Regions from separate parts of the Homo sapiens genome. Here region 1 is linked to region 2. A link is a contact called in ENCODE Hi-C or POLR2A ChIA-PET data. All regions are on one chromosome and are shown on one strand. Each heading gives the region's core, a stretch centred on a gene start or an enhancer-like site at or near the end of the contact. The rest is flanking DNA. Distances are from core to core; before and after follow the strand shown.

The links. Hi-C counts contacts between places; a loop is a spot of excess contacts on that map. ChIA-PET counts read pairs that join two places held with the same protein, here RNA polymerase II (POLR2A). Pooled maps may share reads with other maps.
Region 1: a pooled map shows a loop between it and region 2 (3-fold over the local background). The contact joins the enhancer-like site here to the promoter of EBI3 in region 2. A Hi-C loop is called at or near these places in 1 of 50 pooled maps. POLR2A ChIA-PET finds 5 or more read pairs at or near these places in 2 of 52 experiments (GM12878 and activated B cell).

Annotation. Positions count from the first base shown.
Region 1 is chr19:6,513,712-6,521,117 of GRCh38, reverse strand. No RefSeq gene overlaps it. Among named protein-coding and RNA genes, the nearest start is that of TNFSF9, 14 kb to the left of the region's middle. RefSeq lists enhancers at 2,875-3,004, 3,055-3,104, 4,446-4,986 and a silencer at 4,415-4,584. Within about 2 kb of position 4,102, at least 32 of the 41 ENCODE cell types and tissues checked have a DNase peak (open chromatin) inside an H3K27ac peak, as active enhancers do; they include GM12878, where a contact is called at or near this core.
Region 2 is chr19:4,228,034-4,235,073 of GRCh38, reverse strand. It overlaps EBI3 (Epstein-Barr virus induced 3), which reads right to left and starts at 5,551. Exons shown (of 5, transcript NM_005755.3): 1 at 5,457-5,551; 2 at 3,751-3,883; 3 at 1,767-1,945; 4 at 250-407. The coding sequence starts at 5,523. RefSeq lists enhancers at 3,777-4,278, 5,242-5,331.

The sequences.
Region 1 (7,406 bases), core at 2,853-5,352, 2.3 Mb before region 2:
TACATCCAGGTCTCTGGAAAACACAGACTGGCACCCGAGTGTGTGCACCTGGGGTTTTGTGTAAGAGTTGCAAGGTACAGGCCAGGCATGGTGGCTCACGCCTGTAATCCCAGCACTTTGGGAGGCCTAGGCAGGCAGATCACCTGAGGTCAGGAGTTCGAGACTGGCCTGGCCAACATGGTGAAACCCCCGTCTCTACTAAAAATACAAAAAAATTAGCTGGGCGCAGTGGCGGGCGCCTGTCATCCCAGCTACTTGGGAGGCTGAGGCAGGTGAATCACTTGAACCCACGAGGCAGAGGTTGCAGTGAGCCGAGATTGTGCCACTGCACTCCAGCCTGGGCATCAGAGCAAAACTCCGTCTCAAAAAAAAAAAAAAAAAAAAAAGAGTTGCAAGGTACATTCTCGCTTAGACTGGTCTGGAACTCCTGAAGTTGAGGAAACGACCACAGCATTTCCTCAAGAGATCCTCCCGTCTCAGCCTCCCAGGGTGCTGGGATTAGAGGCAGGAACCACCACTCCCAGCTTGCAAGGTATGATTGTGCACAGCAAGTGAGCTTTGTGAAGTTGAGGCACACATCCTGCTACTCTGGGACTGAGTGTCTCTGATGTGATACTGTGTACTCAGGAGGATGCATGCGGGCATCGATGTGTTTCCAGTTGAGCAGCACCAGAGCATAGGATTTGACTCACTTGGCTTCAAATCCCAGCTCTGCCTCTGCTGGCTACATGACCTTGAAATCTCTCCATCTCTCTGTGCCTCAGTTTCCCCGTATATGAAATGAGACTAACACCAGTGACCACCTTGTGGGACTGTTGTCCAGAATCAGGGAGCCAGAATAGTGCCTGGCATACAGCAGGTGCTCAATAGGACCAGCCATCATTGCTGCCAGTGGGCTGAGAGTGTGGTGCCTCCACGTGACTGTGTACATGGGTTGATCTTGTTTGGGCAAAAAGGAAGGCATGGCCGGGGGCTCACACCTGTAATCCCAGCACTTTGGGAGGCTGAGGGGGGCGAATCACTTGAGCTCAGGAGTTCAAAACTAGCCTGGGCAATATAGTGAGACCCCGTCTCTACTAAAAATACAAAAATTAGCCAGGCGTGGTGGTCCACACCTGTAATGCCAGTTACTCGGGAGTCTGAGGCAGGAGAATCCCTTAAACCCGGAAGGTGGAAGTTGCAGTGAGCTGAGGTCACGCCATTGCACTCCAGCCTGGGTGACAGGGCAAGACTTGTCTAAAAAAAAAAAAGGCCAGGTGCAGTGGGTCATGCCAGCCTGGCTAACATGGTGAAACCTTGTCTCTACTAAAAATACAACAAAAATTAGCTGGGCATGGTGGTGGGCGCCTGTAATCCCAGCTACACGGAAGGCTGAGGCACGAGAATCGCTTGAACCCGGGAGGCAGAGGTTGCAGTGAGCTGAGATCATGCCACTGCACTCCAGCCTGGGTGACAGAGAGAGACTCAGTCTCAAAACAAAACAAAATAAACAAAAAAACAAAAATAAATAAATAAAAACAAGGGGCAGGCAGGAATATGTGGTGCAAAATTGTTGAAGATGAAAATAACTGCATTGGTCATCAGAAGGAAAACTGCCAGGTTATTACTCACAGAATCGGTTTAAAAATTAAAAACATGTCTGAGTCATCTCTTGACAGAGATCTCCAAGGGCTAAGAGAACAAGGCACTCAGACTTTGCCTCCTCTACTCTTTCAAAGATTAAGGTTTTTAGTGTGAAATGGGCCTTACCCATCAGGTTGAGTCTCTGTCCTGTTTGAACTTTAGGTTGAAAATTTGGCGTGATTATTCTATGTAATTGCTTTTTTGGGCAGATGGTTTACAAAACCTTTAAAGGGGGCTAGGCGGCCGGGTGCGGTGCTTCACACCTGTAATCCCAGCACTTTGGGAGGCGGGGGCGGGCAGATACGAAGTCAAGAGATCGAGACCATCCTGGCCAACATAATGAAACCCCGTCTCCACTAAAAATACAAAAATTAGCTGGGCGTGGTGTCGGGCCCCTGTAGTCCCAGCTACTCGGGAGGCTGCGGCAGGAGAATCGCTTAAACCGGGGAGGTGGAGGTTGCAGTGAGCCGAGATCACACCACTGCCCTCCAGCCTGACAACAGAGTGAGACTCCATCTCAAAAAAAAAAAAAAAAAAAAAGAGGCTGGGCATGGTGGCTCACGCCTGTAATCCCTGCACTTTGGGAGGTCCAGGCAGGTGGATCACGAGGTCAGGAGTTCGAAACCAGCCTGGCCAACATGGGGAAACCCCATCTCGACTAAAAATACAAAAATTAGTCAGGTGTGGTGGCGCATGCCTGTAATCCCAGCTACTCAGGAGGCTGAGGCAGGAGAATCACTTGAACCCAGGAGGCAGAGGCTGCAGTGAGCCGAGATCATCATGCCACTGCACTCCAGCCTAGGCAACAGAGTGAGATTCTGTCTCGGGGGAACAAAAAAAAACCTTTAAAAGAATAACCAAGTGAGGAAAAAAAGAAACGAAAGCAAGGTGCAGGCTGCTATGTGCAGAATGCACGCTTTGGGTTTCAGAGCAGAAATAGGTTTGTATAAAACATTTCAGAAAGATGTGCAAAAATTGAGGGTATTGGGGTGAGAAGATGTGGATGTTTCATGGTGTATGATTTTGCATGCTTGCATTTTCCATGGGTTCGTTTTGTTTGCTTTGTTTTATTCTTTTTGTTTTAACATTAAGCACAGAATCGTGGCCAGCTTTCACACACGCAGAAAGAAACCAGTGGCCAGAGCCACTTGGAGGAAGGAAACTTTTTGTACCTAGTGACATCAAAGGCAGGAAATGGTGTTTCCCTGTTGAGGGCAGTGGAAGGAGGAGTCAGGGTTGGGGAAGACCCAGGCAGACTTGGGGCAGACCCAGCGACCCCTTCCAAGAGCATGAAGAGGCAGCTCACGGTGCTGGGAAGTCAACCCGCTTTGGAAAGGGAATCCCAGCAGGGTAACTACCTGGAAAGGACTTTCCAACTCCCCTGGGGGAGGGACACAAGTAGACACACACAGACACCAGAACACAAAGGGCACACCCATTCTGGACATATACAATCACACAAAACAAGACAGACATACAGACACACCATGCAGACATACACACAATCACACACACACACACACACCTGGACACACAATCATAGATACACAACAACCATCAAAGCTAGCCACAGACCGGGTGCAGTGTCTCACGCCTGTAATCCCAGCACCTTGGGATGCCAAGGCAGTCAGATCACTTGAGGTCAGGAGTCCGAGACCAACCTGGCCAACATGGTGAAACCCTGTCTCTACCAAAAATACAAAAAAAAAAAAAAAAAAAAAATAGCCGGGCGTGGTGGTGAGTGCCTGTAGTCCCAGCTACTAAGGAGGCTGAGATGGGAGACTCGCTTGAACCCGGGAGGCAGAGGTTGCAGTGAGCCAAGATGGCGCCGCTGTACTCCAGCCTGGATGACAGAGTAAGATTCTGCCTCAAAAAAAAAAAAAAAGCTAGCAACAGACACACACAAGGACACAAGAGACATATATTCAGGGCATATAACCAAACACACCGAGACTAGAACACACCAACACAGACACACCATCACACACATACCAAAACAGACATGGAGGTACACAACACACACGTACACGGTTACACACTGAGACAGACACCCAAAGACACAATCGTAGATACACATACATGGCAGGCACCATGGCTAGTCATAGACATAACGCAAGAACACACGTTATGGGCATGCACAATCACACACACAGAGGTCCAGGTCCAATCCTACGACCATCCAAGGTCTGCCCCGCTCCCAGAGGAGTCCCCAGGGACTACCCCTCAGAACACCCAAGTTCCACCCTGTACCCACAGAGGACCACCCAAGATCCACTCCCGCCAGGGAACCCAGGACTCACCCCTCAGACCACCTAGGATCCATCCCCCAAGAGGAAACTCAGGCCCTTCCCTCTGGGGACCTCCCCCTCCCTCCCCTGAGGAACAATCACTCTGGGCCCCTTTTCTCCGCAGCGATACCCAGCTTGGGCAGCGGGCGCCCCCTGGTGGACCTGGAGCCCCAGTCCAGGACTGCACGGAGCTGGGGCCCAGGAGCCAAGGCGCGCGGGGAGTTCCGGTGCTCTAGGACTTGGGAGCATTCACGGCAGAACCGGGGAAGGAAAGAGCGTGGAGACGCGGGAAGGGGAGATGGGAGGCCGGAACTGGATCGGGCAGGGCATTAAGCGCGGGAACAGAACGTCGGAAGCAGGAATGGGTTGGAGGCGGTTGGACCGAAGACCTCCTACTCCCGCACCCCAGCCAGCCCCGCGTCTCCACCCGGCAGGTGCGGCTCCTGGACCGCGGAAGACCCCGGAGGCGGATTCCCAACGAGGCACAGCGAGGGCAGGGTCGGGGAGGTTAGAGTGCTGAGGGTGGGAGGTCTTCGGTCCCACGGCCGAAGCTCGCCTAGTCATGGCTCTCAGCCTGGAAGTAACGCCAAGAAATCGCCCGAGACTGGGAATGCCCAGCGCTCAGCCTGGATGATCACCAGCACCAACGTGGCTTTGGCTCGCGGGTTCAAGAGAAAGATGGGCCCGCCCCTTCCACGACTGATCCTGTCAGTCTACCGAAGCCCCATTCCGCTGTCATCCGCCTCCCACCTCCCTAGCTTCTCCCCAGGCCCCGCCCTCGTACCCATCCGTTTGCCTCTCAGGCTCTGCCCACTCCTCAGTCCTTCCCACTTTCCTGTCATTCTCTCGAGGACCGTCCGCTTCCCCAGCAGACTCCCAGGCCCAGCCCACTCCTCAGTTCCCCTACCCCACGGTCATTCTCCCTAGACTCCGCCCACTTCATAGTTATTTGTCTCCCAGCCCTTGCTAACTCCTTAGTCCCTCCCACTTCCCTGTCATTCTCCCCAGGCCCCGCCCACTTCCCCTGCTGTCCGCTCCAGGCCCTTCCCACGCCACAGTTCCTCCCAATATTATCTCCAGGCCCCGCCCACTTCCCCTGTTATCAGCCTCCCAGACCCTGCCCACTCCTCAGTCCCTCACACCTCCCTGTCATTCTCCCAGGCCCCGCCCATTTCCCAATCATTAGTGACCTGGGAATAGGGCCTGGAGACTCTTCGTGCCCCACTCTGTTTTCTGCTTTTTTTTTTTTTTTTTTTTTTGGAGACGGAGTTTTGCTCTTGTCGTCCAGGCTGCAGTGCAATGGTGCGATCTCGGCTCACTGCAACCTCCGACTCCCGGGTTCAAGTGATCCTCCTGCCTCAGGCTCCCGAGTAGCTGGGATTACAGACATGCACCACCACGCCCGTCTAATTTTTTTTTTTTATTGTATTATTAGTAAGGACAGGGTTTCACCATGTTGGTCAGGCTGGTCTCGAACTCCTGACCTCAGGTGATTCACTCACCTTGGCCTCCCAAAGTTGTGGGATTACAGGTGTGAGCCACCGCGCCTGGCACTTTTCTGCTTTTCTTAGTCCATACCACCCTCTCCTCAGGCTCGGCACCTCTCCCCCTTTGAGGGTTTGTCCTGTCTCAACCCCTAGCCCCTTTTCTGGGTTCTGCCCTTCCGGAGTCCTGCACCCTCTTCCCACTCCAGGTTTTCAAGCCATGCTCATCCCTCACCAATTTCGCTGGGACTTGCAGCCGCCCTTTGATTCCTTTAGGCCTTGCCCCATTCGTTCTGCCCTCCAAACATGCAGGCTCTGCCCTCACCCATAATCCGCATGTACATCCACCAAGACCCCACCCCAGACCTGCCACGCCCCTGGTGTGGGGTGGGGGCTGTGTCTTAAATCACTAACAGGAGCTACGGAGGCCTTGGTTTCTCCACCCCACCCTTCCTCCATGAGGCCTGGTCTGAGTGGGTGAACCCATCCCAAAGCCCTCTGCTCCCCTGACGTGGAAAAGGTCACCACGTGGGGTGATGGCCCCACCCCAGCAGGAATCCTTTCTCAGCACCAGTGGCCTGGGGACTGGCACAGGATGCCCCCCAGCCACTCCACTGTCACCAGAACTCCGGCACCACCAAGATGTTGGATGCGGCTGGACACAGTGGCTCACGCCTGTAATCCAAGCACTTTTGGAGGCCGAGGCGGGTGGATCACCTGAGGTCAGGAGTTCCAGACCAGCCTGGCTAACGTGGTGAAAACTGTCTCTACTAGAACTACAAAAAAGTTAGCTGGCCGTGGTGGCACATGCCTGTAATCCCAGCTACTCAGGAGGCTGAGGCAGAAGAATCGCTTGAACCCGGGAGGCAGAGGTTGCAGTGAGCCAAGATCACGCCATTGTACACCAGCCTGGGCAGCAAAAGTGAAAATCCATCTCAAAAAAAAAAAGAAAAAAGGCCGGGCGCAGTGGCTCACACCTGTAATCCCAGCATTCTGGGAGGCTGAGGCAGGCAGATCGCCTGAGGTCAGGAGTTCGAGACCAGCCTGGCCAACATGGTAAAACCTCGTCTGTACTAAAAATGTGAAAAAATTAGTCAGGCATGGTGGCCAGCACCTGTAATCCCAACTACTCTGGAGGCAGGAGAATTGCTTGAACGCAGGAGGTGGAGGTTGCAGTGAGCCGAGATGGTGCCACTGCATTCCAGCCTGGGCAACAGAGCGAGACTCTGTCTCAAAAAAAAAATGTTGGATGCTTCTGACTTTTTCTATCTGATGCTGGGTGAGCCCCTCCATACCAGCCTTGAGCACCCCCAGCCTGAAATTCAAGGGACTATGTTGGGGTCAGTCTGCTTGTCTGTCTTTATCTGAGGGTCGCTGGACTTGGGGGATGGCAGTCTGCCCTGGCTTGTGGACTGCGGTCGTGTGTATGTCCATCCGTGTGTGTCCTTGTGTGGGGGCGTCTGGGTCAATGTGTGTTTGAGTGAATGAGAGAAAAAACTCCCTACGGTGTGGCTTTTGTGTCCAAAGCACCCAGCGTGTATGCCCGTGTGTTGTCAGCTCCCTGGGTCTGTGCGCTGGCTTTTTTTTTTTTTTTTTTTTTTGAGTTGTGTCTCCAGGTCTGTCTGTAGGGCTGTGCAGATACATTGCATATCTCTGTGTATGTTTGATTGCATGTATGTAGTATGTGTGTACCCAAGTCTGTATTGTGTTTTTTGTTTTTTGGGGTTTTTTATGGAGACAGAGTCTTGCTCTGTCACCCAGGCTGGAGTGCAATGGCACAATCTTGGCTCACTGCAACCTCCGCTTCCTGGGTTTAAGTGATTCTCCTGCCTCCGCCTCCCGAGTAGCTGGGATCACAGGCGCACACCACCACCCCCGGCTAATTTTTGTATTTTTAGTAGAGACAGGGTTTCACCATGTTGGCCAGGCTGGTCTCGAACTCCTGACCTCAGGTGATCCACTCACCTTGGCCTCCCAAAGTGCTGGGATTACAGTCGTGAGCCACCACGCC
Region 2 (7,040 bases), core at 4,302-6,801:
GCCTGGGCGACAGAGCGAGACTCTGTCTCAAAACAATAACAACAAAAACGGGTGTGCGACAGCTTGTGCAAGTCCCTGCTTTCCATCCTTTTCGGTAGAGGCCTAGGAATCAGATTGCTGGACTGCTCTTATTCAATGCACCCGGAATCGCAAGCTATGTGCAAGAGCCCAGCACACCTGCTAGTCTTGGTAAAAACCATTCCCTCTGCCAGGCACCACCCTTTCCAGCCTCCCCCTCATCCTCCTCACCCGGTGGAAGCGCGCAGCTCCCTGACGCTTGTAACGGATCCAGTACTTCAGTGAGAAGATCTCTGGGAAGGGCCAGGACCCGGGAGGCTCCCACTGCACCTGTAGCTGGCGCTCAGCGAGGGGGCTTAGGCGCACGCCTTCTGGAGGGTCGGGCTTGACTGACGGACAAGCAGGAAGCAGGGTCAGGGGACAGTAAGTCCAGTCATTCATTCATTCACTCATTCATTCAACCAACATATTATGTATATATTTTGTTTGTTTTGAAACGGAGTCTCACTCTGTCACCCAGGCTGGAGTACAGCGGCGTGATCTCAGCTCACTACAACCTCTGCCTCCCAGGTTCAGGCGATTCTCCTGCCTCAGCCTCCCGAGTAGTTGTGAGCCACCATGCCTGGCTCAACCAACAAATATTTATTGAGAAACTGTGTGCCTGGGGCTGCCACAGAGGGGACAAAACAGTGACCTTAACTGACCTACCCCTGTCCTCATGGAACTCACAATCCATCAGGGGGAAGACAGGAAATAAACAAATCCATAGGTCACACAGAATAGGGAAGAAAGCTGGGGAGTGCAGGAATGGCAGTGGCCGCAATTTTTGTTTTGTTTTGTTTTGTTTTTTGAGATAGAGTCTCGCTCTCTCGCCCAGGCTGGAATGCAGTGGCACAATCTCAGCTCACGGCAACCTCCACCTCCTGGGTTCAAGTGATTCTCGTGCCTCAGCCCCCTGAGTAGCTGGGATTACAGGCACCTGCCACTATGCCCAGCTAATTCTTGTATTTTTAGTAGAGGCAGGGTTTCACCATGTTGGCCAGGACTGGTCTCAAACTCCTGACCTCAGGTGATCGGCCTGCCTCAGCCTCCCAAAGTGCTGGGATTACAAGTGTGAGCCACTGAGCCTAGCCAGAGCTTGCAATTTTTAATAATCTACTCAGGAGAGGTCTTACTGAGGAGGTGATGTATGCACAGAGACCCGAAGGAGGTGAGGGAATAAGTCATGGGGACATTTGGGGGAAGGTGTTCCAGGTAGAGGGCACCGCCCATGCAAAGGCCCTGGGGCAGAACTATTCCTGGCATGTTGAACATCAAGGAATCACATGTGGCCACAGCAGAGTGAGCAAGGGGGAGACAGGGAGGAGGGGAGGGCATGGAGGAGACAGGGCAGGTTGTCCAGGGTTTGGTGGGCAGTAGGAAGGACTTGGGCTTTGACCCCAAGGCAGGTGGGAGCCATGGAGGGCTGTAGGCAGAGGGACGTGCCCTGACTCAGGTGCTCTCAGGCGCCCTCTGGTGGCTGCTGTGGGAAGGACAGACTGTGGAGGCCAGGGCTCAGGATGGAGGGGACTGGGCTGTCAATGATGGGGGTGCTCCACGTACTGGTAGAGGAGGGGGAAGAAGGGGTCAGATTTTTGCTTAAGTGTGAAGGTGCAGCCGCAGGACTGGAGGACAGGTGGGAGGTGGGGTGGGGGGAGCTGGAAGGAGACGGCAGCCCCGCCCCCGCCCCCACTGCCGCCCCCACTCACTGATGTGCTCTGTTATGAAAGGCACGAAGCTGCTGCTGGAGCCCCAGGGGTGGACGGCGGTGACATTGAGCACGTAGGGAGCCATGGAGAACAGCTGGACATCCGTGATGGTGCAGCTGGTGGACGTTGGCGTCTGCTGCAGGCAGGGCCAGCTGTGGCCCCGGGCAGCCATGCCGAGCCTGCACAGGGTGGGGCTCGCTGAGCGCCTCAGGGAGTGCCTGTGGCCTCAGCACCTCCTACTGCCGGGCCTGACCCGGGACCCCAAGGAGAGGCAGGAACAGGAGGGGGCAGCGGATGGGGATCCCGGGGTGGGGTCCTGGTGGTGGCCGTGCCACCCCCCGGGGGCAGGGCATGGGCCCCAACATCACGGTGCCCCTGATGGTTCAGGTCGGGGATTACAACCCAAGCTAGATGCTAGGGTCCGGGATTCTAAAGGTTTCTGGGATGTCAGCATTCATTCATTCATCCATCCATTCATTCATTCATTCATCCGTTCATTCATTCATTAATTCATTCCTTCATTCATTCATTAATTCATTCCTTCATTCATTCATTAATTCATCCCTTCATTCATTCATTCATTCATGACAGGGTCTCCCTCTGGCGCCCAGGCTGGAGTGCAGTGGCATGATCCTAGCTCATTATAGCCTTGAACTCCTGGCTCAAGGGATCTTCCCTGTCTCAGCCTCCAGAGCGGTTGGGACTACAGGCACGCATCACCACTCTTGGCTAATTTTAAATTTTTTTTCTACAGATGGGGGGGGGTCTCAGTATGTTGCCCAGGCTGGTCTTGAACTTCTGGGCTCAAGTGATCCTCCCACCTCGGCCTCCCAAGTACCTGGGACTACAGATGTGTGCCATTACATCCAGCTAATTTTTTTGATTTTAAGTACAGACAGGATATTGCTATGTTGCCCAGGCTGGTCTCAAACTCCTGGGCTCAAGTGATCCTCCCACCTCAGCCTCCAGAGTAGCTGGGACTACAGGCAAGTACCAACATGCCCAGCTAATTTTTTTTTCTTTTTCGAAATTTTTTCTTTTCTTTTCTTTTCTTTTCTTTTCTTTTTTTTTTTTTTTTTTTTTTTGAGACGGGGTCTCACTCTATCACCAGGATGCAGTGCAGCGATGCAATATTGGCTCACTGCAACGTCCACCTCCTGGGTCAAGCAATTCTCCTGCCTCAGCCTCCCGAGTAGCTGGGACTACAGGCGCGTGCCATCACACCTGGCAAATTTTTGCATTTTTAGTAAAGACAGGGTTTCACCGTGTTCGCCAGGGTGGTCTCCATCTCCTGACCTTGTGATCCGCCCACCTCGGCCTCCCAAAGTGCTGGGATTACAGGCGTGAGCCACCGCGCCTGGCCATGCCCAGCTAATTTTAAAAATTGTTTTTAGAGACAGGGTCTCACTATTTTGCCCAAGCTGGACTCAAACTCCTGACCTCAAGTGATCCTCCCACATCAGCCTCCCAAAGTACTGGGATTACAGGCATGTGCCACTGTGCCCAACCCAGGAAGTAGTTTTTTTTTTTTTTTTTTGAGATGGAGTCTTGCTCTGTTGCCCAGGCTGGAGTGCAATGGTGCCATCTTGGCTCACTGCAACCTCCGCCTCCTGGGTTCAAGCTATTCTCCTGCCTCAGCCTCCGGAGTAGCTGGGATTACAGGCATGAGCCACTGCACCTGACCAATTTTTAAAATTTTTCGTAGAGACAGTGTCTCACTACGTTGCCCAAGCTGGTCTCAAACTCCTGACCTCAAGCAATCTGCCCACCTCGGCCTCCCAAAGCGCTGGGATTACAGGCATGCACCACTGTGCCTGGCCCAGAAAGTATATTTCTATTGGACGGGGCCGCCCTAGAATTCCATAGGCCTGGGGTTCAGGATGTCGGGGTCTCCAGTTTTCCTGACCCCAGGGCTCTCAGGGCCAGAGTTCTGGGCTCTCCAGGAAGTCCAGTGTCCCTGAGGCCCCCTTCCAGGCTCTCCGACCTGTACGTGGCAATGAAGGACACGGGGCTGGTGGAGTTTGGAGCAGGCGGCAGGGTCCAGGAGCAATCCACGGCGATCGGGTACCGAGAGGCTCGGCATTGCACCCGGGGCAGTGTCAGAGCTGCTGGGGGCCCTGGAGGAAGACAGAAAGAGTGAGCTTCTGGTTTACCCCCAGATTGTCATAGCCCTCCCGTGCGCTGGGCTCCTGCCACGTTGCCAGCCAGCACCAGGTACATGGTAGGTGCCTAATAAAGGCTTTCGGAATAAATAGGTACATGGACAAAAGTCATCTGTCATCTTTTATCCCCACTGCAATCCATCTAGGTGAGGACTACTAGCCCATTTTCCAGATAGGGAAGCTGAGGTTTAAGCATCTACAGAGAGGAACTCGGGTAAGAGAGAGAGATTTTACCGTGTTCTCTCTTTTGTAATTGTTTTTTTTTTTTAAAGAGGGAGTCTCCCTCTGTCGCCTAGGCTGGAGTGCAGTGGCGAGATCTCGGCTCACTGCCACCCCCGCCTCCCGGGTTCAAGCGATTCTTAGCCTCCCGAGTAGCTGGGATTACAGGCATGTACTGCCACGCTTGGCTAATTTTTGTATTTTTAGTAGAGAGGGAGTTTCACCATGTTGGCCAGGCTGGTCTCAAACTCCTGACCTCAGGTGATCCACCTGCCTTGGCCTCCCAAAGTGCTGGAATTACAGGCGTGAGCCACCAAACCCAGCCTATAAATTATTATTATTATTATTATTTTGAGACAAGGTATCCCACTCTGTCACCTAGGCTGGAATGCAGTGGCACAATCATAGCTCACTGCAGCCTCCAATTCCTGGGCTCAAATTATCCTCCCACCTCAGCCTCCCAAGTAGCTGGGACTACAGGCACGTGCCACCACATCTAGCTAATTTTTTAATTTTTTGTACAGATTGGTGGGGTCCGGTTTCACTATGTTGCCCAGGCTGGTCTCGAATTCCTGGCCTCACGATCCTCACGCCCTGGCCTCCCAAAGTGCTGGAATTACAGGCATGAGCCACCATGCCCTGCTGTAACCATTTTGTCTTCAAGGACATGGAGATGTTCTCTAGTGCAAAATGAATGAATGTCGGCCGGGCGCGGTGGCTCACATCTGTCATCCCAGCACTTTGGGAGCCCGAGGTGGGTGGATCACCTGAGGTCAGGAGTTCAAGACCACCCTGGCCAACATGGTAAAACCCTATCTCTACTAAAAATATAAAAAGTAGCCGGGCATGGTGGCGGGCACCTGTAATCCCAACTACTCGGGAGGCTGAGGGAGGAGAATCTCGCTTGAACCCAGGAGATGGAGGTTTCAGTGAGCTGAGATGGTGCCACTGTACTCCAGCCTGGGCGACAGAGTGAGACTCTGTCTCAAAAAACAAAACCAAAAAGAAACCAAAGGAATGAGTGTGACTCAAATTCGCATGTCTGTGTAGCTATGTCTGTGTAGCTCTATGGATACCTCTGAGCTGTGACTGCCAGTCCCTATCACCCACAAGGTGACATCCTTCCACCCCCAATGTGGCACTCTGCCTCTCTGTGCCTCAGTTCCTCCATCTGTACAATGGGAGGGTAACCCCATCCCACCATTGGGCACGGGAGGATGTGATTTCCCACCCCAGACATGATCCGAGGCCAGTCCTCGTGTCATGTCCGTCTGCCTGGGCCCCCCAGTCCCCCAGGGGCCCCACATACCTTTCCTTCCACTGCAGGGCGGGCAGCTGGCCCAGAGGACAAGGGCCAGGAGAAGCTGCGGGGTCATGGCTGCGGCCAGCTCTGCTCTCAGGAGTGGGTGGGAACGTCGTGGGAGACTTGAGAGGGGAGGTGAGGACTTGGGACCTGCCCAGGGGAAAGCCCAGCCCAGGGTCAAGGCCCGCCCCCTCCCCGACTTCCTTCAGGTCTGACTCACTGGTGGGGCTCGTGGGGCCGCTAGGGAGATGAATTAGGGTGTGGAGGAGCCCCAGCCCCCTGGGGAGCACAGGCCACCCCTGCTCGGAAGGCCCCGAGGGTGGGGGCGGGGGAGGAGGCTGTGAAAGGGAGAAGTGGAGACCTGCTGGCTTTTCCCAGCACAGCATGTCCTGCTGGCCTTCCTTCCGCTGCCCTGAAGCGGGGGAAACCCCAGGCAGGCAGGCAGGGGCTCAGGGACATGGAGGGAGACAGAGGCAGAGATGGGGGAGAGAGGCAGAGAGACAGAGAAGACAGAAGGAAGACACAGAGAGACAGGGAGATGACAGAGACAGAGACACAGAGAGAGACACAGATGAGAGAGGCAGAGAGACAGAGACAAGAAGAGGAGGACACAGAGATAGAGGGATACAGAGACAGGGAGATGACAGAGACAGAGACAGAGAGACACAGATGAAAGAGGCAGAGAGACAGAGACGAGAGGAGGAGGACACAGAGATAGACAGGGAGATGACAGAGAGACACAGAGACACAGATGAAAGAGGCAGAGAGAAAGAGACGAGAGGAGGAGGACACAGAGAGAGAGAGACAGAGACAGGGAGATGACAGAGACAGAGACAGAGAGAGACACAGATGAGAGAGGCAGAGAGAAAGACAAGAGGAAGAGGACAAAGAGATAGAGAGACAGGGAGACGACAGAGACAGAGAGAGATACAGATGAGAGAGACAGAGATGAGAGGAGGAGGACACAGAGATAGATAGAGACAGGGAGATGACAGACAGAGAAAGGGGCATGACAGAGACAGAAACACAGAGAGAGACACAGAGATGAGAAAGGCAGAGATGAGAGGAGGAGGACACGGAGATAGACAGGGAGATGACAGAGACAGAGACAGAGACAAAGATGAGAGAGTCAGAGAGACAGATGAGAGGAGGACACAGAGATAGAGGGATAGAGAGACAGGGAGATGACAGAGACAGAGAGAGCTACAGATGAGAGAGGCAGAGAGACAGATGAGAGGAGGACACAGAGATAGAGGGATAGAGAGACAGGGAGATGACAGAGAAAGTGACAGAGATACAGATGAGAGAGGCAGAGAGACAAATGAGAGGAGGACACAGAGATAGAGAGAGACAGAGACAGGGAGATGACAGAGACAGAGAGAGATACAGATGAGAGAGGCAGAGAGACAGAGACGAGAGGAGGAGGACACAGAGATAGAGAGACAGGGAGATGACAGAGACAGAGAAAGGGGGATGACAGAGACAGAAACACAGAGAGAGACAGAGATGAGAGGAGGAGGACACAGAGATAGATAGGGAGATGATAGAGACAGAGAGAGACAGGGGAATGAGAGAGACAGAGACAGAGAT